2 separate regions of the Homo sapiens genome follow, and region 2 is linked to region 1. Evidence: chromatin contacts called from ENCODE POLR2A ChIA-PET data. All regions are on one chromosome and are shown on one strand. Each heading gives the region's core, a stretch centred on a gene start or an enhancer-like site at or near the end of the contact. The rest is flanking DNA. Distances are from core to core; before and after follow the strand shown. Region 1 has its middle 48 kb from the start of MIR3122. Region 2 overlaps LINC02608 (long intergenic non-protein coding RNA 2608).

The links. ChIA-PET counts read pairs that join two places held with the same protein, here RNA polymerase II (POLR2A).
Region 2: POLR2A ChIA-PET joins it to region 1 with 11 read pairs in Panc1. The contact joins two enhancer-like sites. POLR2A ChIA-PET finds 5 or more read pairs at or near these places in 5 of 52 experiments (HepG2, Panc1, activated CD8-positive, alpha-beta T cell and 2 more).

Annotation. Positions count from the first base shown.
Region 1 is chr1:212,122,959-212,128,959 of GRCh38, reverse strand. No RefSeq gene overlaps it. Among named protein-coding and RNA genes, the nearest start is that of MIR3122, 48 kb to the right of the region's middle. RefSeq lists an enhancer at 2,084-2,585. Within about 2 kb of position 3,584, at least 3 of the 41 ENCODE cell types and tissues checked have a DNase peak (open chromatin) inside an H3K27ac peak, as active enhancers do.
Region 2 is chr1:212,253,928-212,259,928 of GRCh38, reverse strand. All of the region lies in intron 1 of LINC02608 (long intergenic non-protein coding RNA 2608), which reads left to right. Among named protein-coding and RNA genes, the nearest start is that of LINC02608, 28 kb to the left of the region's middle. RefSeq lists enhancers at 261-430, 3,458-3,637, 3,251-3,752. Within about 2 kb of position 3,873, at least 9 of the 41 ENCODE cell types and tissues checked have a DNase peak (open chromatin) inside an H3K27ac peak, as active enhancers do.

The DNA of each region.
Region 1 (6,001 bases), core at 2,335-4,834:
AAACAACACGAATGTCACTGATGACTGTTGCAAGAGCTGTTCCAGTAGAATAATGAGAGCAAAAGTCAGATTGGAGCGGGTTGAGGGGTGAACGGGAGGTGAGAAATGGAACTAGAGAGTGTAGAACTATTTTGAGGAATTAGAGTGTGTAGAGGCAGAGGATTTTTTTTTTTTTTTTACAGGGATATCAGCTCCTTTAAATAACCATGAGATGGATCCAACAGAGAGGGAATGATGAAATGCACAAGAGAGGAACTGGGTAATTTAGAGAGAAGGTTGATGAAAAGGTGGGAGAAAATGGGATGTAAAACACAAGTGGTGGAGCTGCTCTTGATTAGACAGTCAGAAGAGAAACTCTTCAATTGCAACAGGAGGCAAGAAGGAGGGGTGCAGGTGTGGGTGGGTTTAAGCATTTGGTAACACAAGGAAGAACTCAAAGATTATGACATCGGTGGAGAGTGGGGGGTGGGGGAGTGTCAGAGGTATCGGGAGAGTGCAGAAGGTTTGAAATAGTTGATTATAGTAGGAATAGTGAGCTATAGTACTAGATTTTCAGAGCACAGTAGTCATATTTTCGAGCATCCTTTGGTCCCATGTGGAATTGGAGATTCTGAATTATAGAGAAACCCATCTGCCTTATGGTGACTTTCTCTGGTAGTATTTCGTTGCCTTAGGCCAGGCATGGTGGCTCATGCCTGTAATCCCAGCACTTTGGGAGGCCGAGGCAGGTGGATCACTTGATGTCAGGAGTTCAAGACCAGCCTGGCCAACATGGTGAAACCTCCGTCTCTACTAAAAATACAAAAATCAGCCAGGTGTGGTGGTGCACGCCTGTAATCACAGCTACTTAGCAGGCTGAGTCAAGAGAATTGCTTGAACCTGGGAGGTGGAGGTTGCAGTGAGTTGAGGTCGCGCCACTGCACTCCAGCCTGGATGACAGAGCGAGACTATCTGAAAAAAAAAAAAAAAAAAAAAAAAAAAAGTATTTGGAAGCTGGGTGCGGTGACTCACGCCTGTAATCCCAGCACTTTGTGAGGCCGAGGCGGGTGGATCATCTGAGGTCGGGAGTTCGAGACCAAGCCTGACCAACACGGGGAAACCCTGTCCCTACTAAAAATACAAAAAATTAGCCAGGCATGATGGTGCATGCTTGTAATCCCAGCTACTCAGGTGGCTGAGGCAGGAGAATCGCTTGAACCGGGAGGCAGAGGTTGTGGTGAGCTGCTGAGATCGCGCCATTGCATTCCAGCCTGGGCAACAAGAGCAAAACTCCGTCTCAAAAAAAAAAAAAAAAAAGTATTTGGTTGCAGGAAAGAAGGAAGAAATTAGTTTCCTTCATCTGGGGGTGGGATTTAGCCAGAGAGGAGAGAGAATTTCCCTGCACTGCTTCAAGGCCTGGGTAGACAGATAGAGAGAGCCAGCCGCTCAGCTCTTCTGTGGAAGCACAGCCAGAGGGAAGTGGGAGAGAGCGGTTCTCCATCCCCATGAAAGGAGGTTCCCTGCAGTTCACCTTCTAACTTCCTGTCCCTGGGAGAGCCCGCCCTTTGTTAAGCCTGACAGATTCCCCATGCAGAGCTCAGTACCCCCATATGCTGTTTGCTGTTTTTGCAGGCCTGTCAGGAACAATCCTTTTCAGCCTTCAGAAAGGTCTTTTTTCTTGATCCATACTGTGCTTGGGAATGCACGGGAGGGCCAGGGGTGACCCCCTGAGGAAGGTCACTATTAATGTCTAGTGAGGACAAAACAGCCTTCTTTAATTCTCCCAGCTCACATGATACTCCAATACAGCCCATAAGAAGCAATGGGACTTCTCTTTCCTATGGCCCTTGGCTTCTGCGGGAAGCAAAATAGAATGGAGACACTTATTTTCCTCAGCTCTGTATTTTTTACCCAAAGAGACACAGGGCAGCCAAGTTTGAATTTGTGAATGTGTGGCCTGGCGCGGTGGCTCATGCCTGTAATCCCAGCACTTTGGGAGGCCGAGGTGGGCGGATCACGAGGTCAGGAGATTGAGACTATCCTGGCTAACACGGTGAAACCCCGTCTCTACGAAAAATACAAAAAAATTAGCCGGGCATGGTGGCGGGCGCCTGTAGACCCAGCTACTCAGGAGGCTGAGGCAGGAGAATGGCGTGAACCCAGGAGGTGGAGGGTGCAGTGAGCTGAGATCGTGCCACTGCACTCCAGCCTGGGCGACAGAGCAAGACTCCGTCTCAAAAAAAAAAAAAAAAAACAAACAAAGAATTTGTGAATATGCGACATTCCAAACCTGGTCTCTGGGCCAGAGCTGGTGCTTGGAAGGGAAAGGCTTGGGGAGAAGGATGGAAGGAGTGGTGGCATCAGGTTCCAGCTCAGCCACAGGTTCCAGCCATGCCTCTACTGCTTGGGAGACAGAGGAGTGAGGGCGAACATGGGAGGGTGGCTCTGCTGGAGGGTGGACACTGTTCTCCAAGCAGTCTGGCCTTGGGGAAGGAGCCAGTCACCCCCACTCCCACTTGGACATACACACCCCAACCAGGGAAAGGCTGCCCTATGCATCCTGCATGCCTCTGTTACCTCTGGCCAGGGGCAACCCCATTTAATAAGAAGTCACTGGCCAACTGACAAGGATGGGAAGGTGACTTGTCATCTCTGGGCCCGTTCCTCATTTACAACCTGAAAGTTGAATGGGGTAATTTCTTTCTTTTTTTTTTTTTTTGAGATGGAGTCTCGCTCTGTCACCCAGGCTGGAGTGCAGTGGCGCGATCTCGGCTCACTGCAAGCTCCACCTCCTGGGGTTCATGCCATTCTCCTGCCTCAGCCTCCCGAGTAGCTGGGACTACAGGCACCTGCCACCACACCTGGCTGATTTTTTGTATTTTTTTCAGTAGAGACGGGGTTTCACCGTGTTGGCCAGGATGGTCTCGATCTCCTGACCTCGTGATCTGCCCGCCTAGGCCTCCCAAAGTGCTGCGATTACAGGCGTGAGCCACCGCGCCCGGCCGAACAGGGTAATTTCTAAGGCTCCTTTACTTCTGGCTATTAGTCTCTGGTTGGTCTGAAATGACACTGGGTTTAAATTATTTTACAGTCTTTGGATATCAAGGTCTTCACATGATTCGGTTGATAAGTACAGAGTTCTGGCAATGGTCCCAGGGCTATGGGGAAGAGAATGATTTGGGAGGGCTCTGCCTTGAAGAAAGGCCCTGATTCTATTTTGCAGGCCTCAGTTTCCTCAACTGTAAAATGAGACTCTGAAGTCTAGAAGATCTTTGAGATCCAGTTGTGGTTCTCTATGCTGAATCTCTGTCTTCATGCAATTTGGATTCCCAATAAATACATATTTCCTGAGCTATTTGCTTGGCATGTGTGCAGTACTATAGTGGAACACGGTCCCTGTCCTTAAGGAGCTCACAATATATTTTTAAAAACAGTAAGCCACATACATAGGAAAAACTAGCGTAATCCACATCCAAACGAATAATAGAGACACCAGAGGATGGCTGTCTCTGGGCATATTGCAGGCTGGAGGAAAGCAGGCAGAGGCTGTGACTAGAGCTTGCTCACCCCATGACTTCCTGCTAACTCGGCTCTCAGAGGGGTGTGGTGGAACCAGACTGCCTAGGTTCAGTCCTGTCTTCACCGCTTGCAAGCTTTAGGGAAGTTACTCAACCTCTCTAAGCCTCAGTTTCCTGATCTTTAGGATGGGGATAATAAAAGTATTGCCTTGCATCTTTGTTGTAAAGATAAAGTGAAATTATCCATGTAAAGTATTTAGCATAGTGCCTAAGACATAGGTGGTGCTCTATAATGATCCCTTCCCACCCTGACCCGCCAGGAAGCCCAGCTGTGGGAATGACTCCAGATTAGGGAGGGTTCAGTACAGCTGGCCAAGTCCAGTATGACCCTGGCTTAGTGCCAGATCACTCAATTCAAAGTCTAAGTCCATGTCTAGGTAGGACTGGGCATCCTACCTAGAGCATACCATTGTCGTCCTGGTCTACAGGTAATCCCTGCTTTTCCAGGAGAAAAATCTAGATGCAGATGGAGTCAGGGCAGGATGAGGACTACGTGCAAATCAAGGAGTGTCAGGGGCTGGGCGCGGTGGCTCAGGCCTGTAATTGAAGCATTTTGGGAGGTGGATGTATTAGTCAGGGTTCTCTAAAGGGACAGAACTAATGGGATACAGAGATATATAAAGGGGAGTTTATTAAGTATTAACTCACACGATCACAAGGTCCCACAATAGGCTGTCTACAAGCTAACGAGCAAGGAGAGCTAGTCTGAGTCCGAAAGCTGAAGAACTTTGAGACCAATGTTCGAGGGCAGGAAGCATGCAGCATGGGAGAAAGATGCACGCTGGGAGGCTAGGCCAAGTCTAGTCTTCTCATGCTTTTCTTCCTGCTTTATATTCCAGCCATGCTGGCAGCTGATTAGATGGTTCCCACCCAAATTAAGGGTGGATCTGCTTTTCCCAGCCCACTGACCCAAATGCTTTTTTTTTTTTTTTTTTTGAGATGGAGTCTCGCTCTGTTGCCCAGGCTGGAGTGCAGTGGTGAGATCTCAGCTCACTGCAAGCTCCGCCTCCCGGGTTCACGCCATTCTCCTGCCTCAGCCTCCCGAGTAGCTGGGACTACAGGCGCCTGCCACTATGCCTGGCTAATTTTTTGTATTTTTAGTAGAGACGGGGTTTCACCGCTTGAGCCAGGATGGCCTCAATCTCCTGACCTTGTGATCTGCCTGCCTCGGCCTCCCAAAGTGCTGGGATTACAGGTGTGAGCCAACTCGCCCAGCCCTGACCCAAATGTTAATCTCCTTTGGCAACACCCTCACAGACACACCCAGGATCAATACTTTGCATCCTTCAATCCAATCAAGTTGACACTCAGTATTAACCATCACAGCGGAAGCAAGAGGATCACTTGAGGCCAGGAGTTTGAGACTAACTTGGGCAACAAAGAGAGCCCCCGAGACCTTGTCTCTGCAAAAAATAAAAAAAATCAGTTGGCCATGGTGCCCTGAGGAACATAGCAAGACCCCACGTCTACCAAAAAAAAAAAAAAAATAGCTGGGTGCATTGGCATGTGTCTATAGTTCTATTCTCTTCTCTCTCTTTTTTTTTTCTTTGAGACAGAGTTTCACTGTTGCCCAGGTTGGAGTGGTGCAGTGGCACGATCTCGACTCACTGCAACCTCCACCTCTCAGGCTCAAGCGATCCTCCTGCCTCAGCATCCCAAGTAGTTAGGATTACAGGTGTGCATCACCACGCCTGGCTAATTTTTTTTTGTTTTTTTTTTGAGACAGAGTCTTACTCTGTCGGCCAGGCTGGAGTGCAGTGGCAGGAACTCGGCTCACTGCAACCTCCACCTCGCAGGTTCAAGCAATTCTCCTGCCTCAGCCTCCTGAGTAGCTGGGATTACAGGCATCTACCACTACGCCTGGCTAATTTTTGTATTTTTAATAGAGACAAGGTTTCAGCATGTTGGCCAGGCTGGCCTCAAACTCCTGGCCTCAAGTGATCCTCCTACCTCAGCTTCCCAAAGTGCTGGGATTATAGGCGTGAGGTGAGCCACTGCACTTGGCCTTTTTTGTATTTTTAGTAGAGACGGGGTTTCACCATTTTGGCCGGGATGGTCTCAAACTCCTGATCTCAAGTGAACTTCCCGCCTTGGCCTCCCAAAATGCTGGGATTACAGGTGTGAGCCACTGCACCTGGCCTGTAGAACTCCTGTGTGCAAAGTTAGCTCAATTATTAGGGAGTCGCTTGAGCCCAGGAGTTTGAGGCTGCAGTGAGCTATGATTGCACCACCACACCACCGTACTACAGCCCGGATGACAGAGTGAGACCCTGTCTCAAAAACAAACAAACAAACAAACAAACAAAAGCAAAGAATGTCAGGGATTGAGGAAAAGAAGCAGCAAGACGATGGGGTACACAGGGTAGAGTCAGAACAGGGCTGGGAGCTTGTGTGGGTGCCTAAAATAGTTTTGTCTGGATTTAGTGTGGAATCCTGGCTCCCTT
Region 2 (6,001 bases), core at 2,624-5,123, 130 kb before region 1:
TCAAAAAAAAAAAAAAATTATGACTATGCTGACTCAGGAGTCTACCATTTTCCTGAGATTTTGGACTGGCAGGTAAAAGATATTTGTAAGACTTTGGATGGCATCTTCCTAACAAATCACTTCTCGGTCTCCTGGGTAACTTTAGAGGGCACTTTGGAGTTAATTCGAGGCCGTTTTAAGTGCCACACCAGGCCTGCTGATGTTCCTTAGTGGAAGTAGAATTAGGCTGACTTTCCCAGCATTTTTGATATGTGTTGAGTAGTACAAGGGGCATGAGGAAAAGGAAATGTTGGAGATAGCAGGCTTGCTGGGAGAAAGGGTAGACATTGAGGAGGGGTGTTGTACTTATTTACCATAAAAGCTGTTCTATCTTCTCACCCTATATCCATGACTACAACTCAGGATTAAATGCTAACACTAGTATTTCCTTGCTTAAAACCTTTCATCTGAACAATGCTTCCCACTGCATCCTTGGTCTGACATTTAAATTCAAATTTGGTTCTGCCTGTATCTTCAAAATCATTTCTCAACACTCCCTGTCACTAAACACTGCTTACAGTTCCCAGTGAGGTGGGAACTCTCTTTTATGCCTTTGCCCAGATTGAGCTCTAAGATTGCCTTTTTCCCACCTTCTTTACCATCTATTTTCTATGTGTTCTTCAAGATAACTCAGGTACCACCATCCTTGACACTGTCCTGAGCTCAATCTCCCCCCTCTGTTACCTCTGAGCACCCCAGGCAGATCTCTATCATAGTCACAGGATACTGTAATCATCTCTTTGCTTTTTTGTCCCCAACTAGACTGGATCATAGACTCTTTGAAGGTAAAACTATTTATTAAGCATCATTATATTTCTGTGACTTGTACAATGCCAGTCACTTGTAGACACTCAATAAATGTTGATGAATTAATTAATTTGGTATAGATTGGGGGTAGAACCATCCCAACCAACTGGCATTGCACAATGCCATAGACTAGAGCTGGCCTCATCTCCAGTTCTCTCCTGGGCACAGGCCTGGAGCTCCACTGGCACCCTAGGAGCTCGGTCCTGTGTCTACACACAGACTCACATTATTCTCTCCATCTAGACTTGGAATCTTCAGCTCCAAGCTCCATGCTCTCCCTCTTTCCTCTTTTGGAAATTTGTTTTTCCTTCTTTCTTTTTCTTTCTTTTTTTGAGATGGAGTTTCGCTCTTGTTGCCCAGGCTGCACTGCAATGGCACAATCTCGGCTCACCGCAACCTCCGCCTCCTGAGTTCAAGCGATTTTCCTGCCTCAGCCTCCTGAGTAGCTGGGATTACAGGCATGTGCCACCACGCCTGGCTAATTTTGTATTTTTAGTAGAGGTGGGGTTTCTCCATGTTGGTCAGGCTGGTCTCGAACTCCCGACTTCAGTTGGTCCACCCGCCTCGGCCTCCCAAAGTGCTGGGATTACAGGCGTGAGCCACCGCGCCCAGCCAGATATTTGTTTCTTGTTTAAATCCACTTGGTTCTTTTCGCTTTGTCTCTCTGCCCTCCCACCATTACGTACACAATGTTTTGGTTGCATGTTTCTGTCTGTTTTTGCATGCATGCATGTGTGCTCTGTCTCCTCCAAAGTTCAGGCCAAAGTTCACAGACGGCCATGGCTCTCCACCAAGCCCACTGCAGTGCTGTGTACACAGTGGAGGTTGCCTCCTTCATTGGCCCAGAGCCTGTTTGGGATCATTCACAATCCCTACAGTCTGCAGCCATCTCTACAAGAGGCCAGTTTGTATAGCTTTTCCTCATAGTATTCATTTCCACAGTGTTCTGTGTCCTGTACTGGATCTGTGCTGAGTTACTGAACATTAAGATTTTGCTTTTGTCTCAGAGACACCTGATGAGAACGTTGTGTGTCGTGACCTCAACCAGCTCAAAACAATTAAAATGTGATATCTCAACTGGATTGGAACACTTCTACCATTTCCCAGTAATACCTTTTGGGAGAGAAGGAGTAAATTTGGAGCTTGTCCTTTCAGGGATTGGGATTCACTGAGATACCAGGTCTCTTCTATTGCAAATAGAAAACAGTTTTTATATAAGGGTTGTAACTCTTGCCCATCCATCTGCAGAGTACATGCTTTTATGGGTTATTTATTTAAAAAAATTAAAGAGTTGTGTTAAACCATTTTTTTGTTGTTGTTGTTTTGAGACAGGGTCTTGTTCTGTCACCCAGGCTGGAGTGCAGTGGCACAATCTTGGCTCACTGCAGCCTCGACCTCCTAGGCGCAAGTGATCTTCCTACCTCGGTCTCCTGAGTAGCTGGGACTATAGGTGCACACCACCATCCCCAGCTAATTGTTTTTAAAAGTATTTTTTGCAGAGATGGAGTCTCACTATGTTGCCCAGGCTGGTCTCAAACTCCTGGGCTCATGCATTCCCCCTATCTCAGCCTCCCAAAGGCTGGGATTGCAGGCATGAGCCACCACGCCCGGCCTAAACCATTTTTATTCTCATCCAATGGTCTGAAGTTGAGAACCGTTGGTCAAAGTTAGGAGTGCTGCCTGTGACACTGGAGTGGATGGAAGTTCACTGGCCCACAAAGGAATCAGATTCGTGACCTTGGCCCTATTACCACTAAACCAACTAGGATATTAGCCCAGAGGCCTGGCAAAGATAGAGCTTGGCCACAACTCCCTTGAGAAAGAGCAGGCTACTCTGCAGATGACCATTTCTAGATCCCCATGGTTTCTGGGCAGTCTGACCCCAGATCCCCAGTGACCAGCTTCCCCTCACCCCAGATGGCTTCCTGTTTGAATGGTCTTCCTACTTCATTAGGTGGGAATAAGTCAAGATAAATGCCACTCAAGCCTATGTCAAGATGGTTAAGAGGAGGGGGCTGGGAACTAGGCACATCTGAATCTGCATCCCAGTGCTGCCGCTTGGTGCTACCTGGTCTTGGGCAAGTTGCTTAACCTCTCTAAACCTTATTTCCTCATGTTTAAAAAGGGTATTGTGATAGCTGCTACTTCATGTGTTTGCGGGGTGATTAAAGGAGAAAAGGCATGTAATGTGTGGAGCACTATGCTTGGAAGACAGTAGGTACTCACTTGGTGGTAGCTCTTCTTCATACATTCATAATATTGTAAATAGTGATAATAAGAAGCCATATTGAAAGTGATTACAACAAGACAGGGCCATGTTGGCCGTGCTCTCAGGACACAACCCCAGTCACTCCTGCCTGCCTTCTCCCAAGGTGACCCAGTTAGACAGTGCCAGCTTTGTTGGGGGCTGCTGAGTGAAGTGAGAATCCTGGCCTGCATCAGGCTGCCTGGGCATGACCCCTGAGCTAGCAGCCATGGGAGGGGAGCAGAAGGGGCAGGGGAGAAAGAGTGTGCTAGTGGGAGGGCTGGGACTTTGAGGAGGAAGTGGGTTTGTGGTAGGGACAGGGTGGGGTAAAGAAGAGGGATGGGCAGAGCTTGAGAGATTTTTAGCAGGAAGGAAGGCAGTTGAGCAAAAAAAGAAAAAAAAAATCCCTTTGTGTCTTATTGGCCTCTTGCTGTCATTTGCTGAAAATGAGGACTCAGATAAACCAATGCAAATCTTCTCGGGTATCACAAAACTCAGGCCTCTCTCTTTTTGTGTCTTTTGTGGGGCATGAGAGAGGTACGGTCTCATCATTGTCCTATCTGCAGCTCCAAAAAAGAAAAAACGGGCTGTGTTTTTCAGATGGTCAGACCATCAGACCAAGATTTAACATGCCTTTTTCAGCCTAAAAGTCTTCTTGCACAACCTGGTGTTATTTCCACAGGCAACTGAAGTAACTCTGCTCTTGAAATCCTGCCCCATGTGACTTTTTCTTGTTTGTTAGCCCAGTAACTAAATAGTCATGACAGGAAGAGAATCCCCCTGTTCTGTGAGGCAGGGACCTGGGAGGTCAGCAGCACCCTGTGGACATCTCCAGGGAGGGCACGTTATATCCTGTGTACTTGGGACAGGGGAAATAGAGCTGGTCCCCACTCTCGGGGGCCTAGCTTAATGCTCCGTGTCGTTCTTCAGCCACACAGTTATCCAACCGAGAGGCAGCTCGGTGTAAACAGAATGACTCTAGAGCCATGCCCCATGGAACACTGGGCAGGTTCTCCTATCACAACAGGAAGCAAAGTCACAGGAGAGCAGGATGTCAAAAGCGAGGTTTCTTCAGCACCTGTGGAGACACCAACTTGTCTCCTCACCCTCCCCCATAGTTCCATCTTGGCTAGACCACTCACTTTCCCAGATTCATTTTCAGACCTTCATCCTCAAACTTCAATCAGGTTTTATATGGGAAAGGGGCCGGGGTGAACGATTTCATCCCAGTGGATCTATTTGATTCTGAGTCTCCTCATCTCACCCCTGAAATAGCCTATTGTTTGGAACAATCTGTTGTTTGAAATATCTCAGCTTGGTTGTTCTGTTTCCACCCATTTTGCACGTTCAAAATCAACCCCTAATCCTCATCTCCCAAATCATCTCAGTTTCCTTATTTCCATTAAACAGGACAGCCATTTATCCCATTGTTCAAGTACTACTTTGCCTCACCCATACTAGCTTCATAAATGGTCACCAGCAGATTCTGCTGATTCTTGATTCATCTGAAATGTCTCTTGTCACTGTCACTTCTGTACAATGCAAGCTTTTATCCCTTCCTCATGCCTGGACCTGGGTAACAGCCCCTTACCAGACCTCTCGGACTCACGCCAGCATTATCCACATTAATCTGCCTGGAACACAGGTTGCATCACTCTCTTTGCACAGAAGCCTCATCACTGGCTTCAGTACAAGGTCCAGCCGGGTGCCCAGCCTGGCATTCCCCACATTCCTCTCCATTCTGGCCACCAACTTCCCCAGGCAATCTCCCACCTCCCCAAAAGATACCCACACTCCTGCCATGCTGTTTTAATACCGCACCCTACCTGGTATGGGAGATGGTAACACAGGAAGGGAGAGAGGGAGGGAGGGAGGAAGGGAGGAAGGAAATGCACACTTCCATCTCCCCCGCAAATCTTTCTGTAGTGGTTCTAGTCTTTGCTACTACACCCTCGTCTGAACTCCACCATCAGTGTCTACGCCATTCATTAAAAAACAGACAAGCTACAGATGATGTGCAAGTGTGTTAAAAAAAAAATAAAAAACAAACAAACCACTTTTATTATAAAAATTTTCAGACTTACATAAAAACCCCTATGACCCCATCAACCAGTTTCAATAGCCATCAAGTTTGCCATACGTATTTAATCTATCCTCCCTTTACCTCCCCACCTTTTTGCTTTTTGGCTGAAGTTTTTTTTCTTTCTCTTTTTTTGAGACAGAGTCTCACTGTACCCCAGGCTGGAGTGCAGTGGCACGATCTTGGCTCACTGCAACCTCTGCCTCCTGGGTCCCAGTTCAAGCAATTCTCCTGCCTCAGCCTCCCGAGTAGCTGGGATTACAGGAATGTGCCACCATGCCCAGCTGATTTTTGTATTTTTAGTAGAGATGGGGTTTCACCATGTTGGCCAGGCTGGTCTTGAACTTGCCTGACCTTGTGATCCACCCGCCTCGGCCTCCCAAAATGCTGAGATTACAGGCGTGAGCCACCGCGCCCAGCCTGCTGAAGCATTTTAAAGCAAATTATAGGTGTTATGTCAACTTACTCCCAAATACTTTAGCATGCATCTTAGAAAGGGTATTTTCTTCTATCACCACAATGCCAAAAATTGATAATTCCTTCTTATCTACAGTCTATATTGAAGTTTCCCAAATTGTTCTTTTTAAAAGTTCATTTTCAGAACCAGGTGCGGTGGCTCATGCCTGTAATCCCAGCACTTTGGGAAGCCAAGGCAGGCAGATCACCTGAGGTCAGGAGCTCCAGACCAGCCTGGCCAACATGGCAAAACCCTGTCTCTACTAAAAATACAAAAATTAGCCGGGTATGGTGGCAGGCGCCTGTAATCCCGGGCATGGTGGCTCACACCTGTAATCTCAGCACTTTGGGAGGATTGTACTTGGTTATGTCTG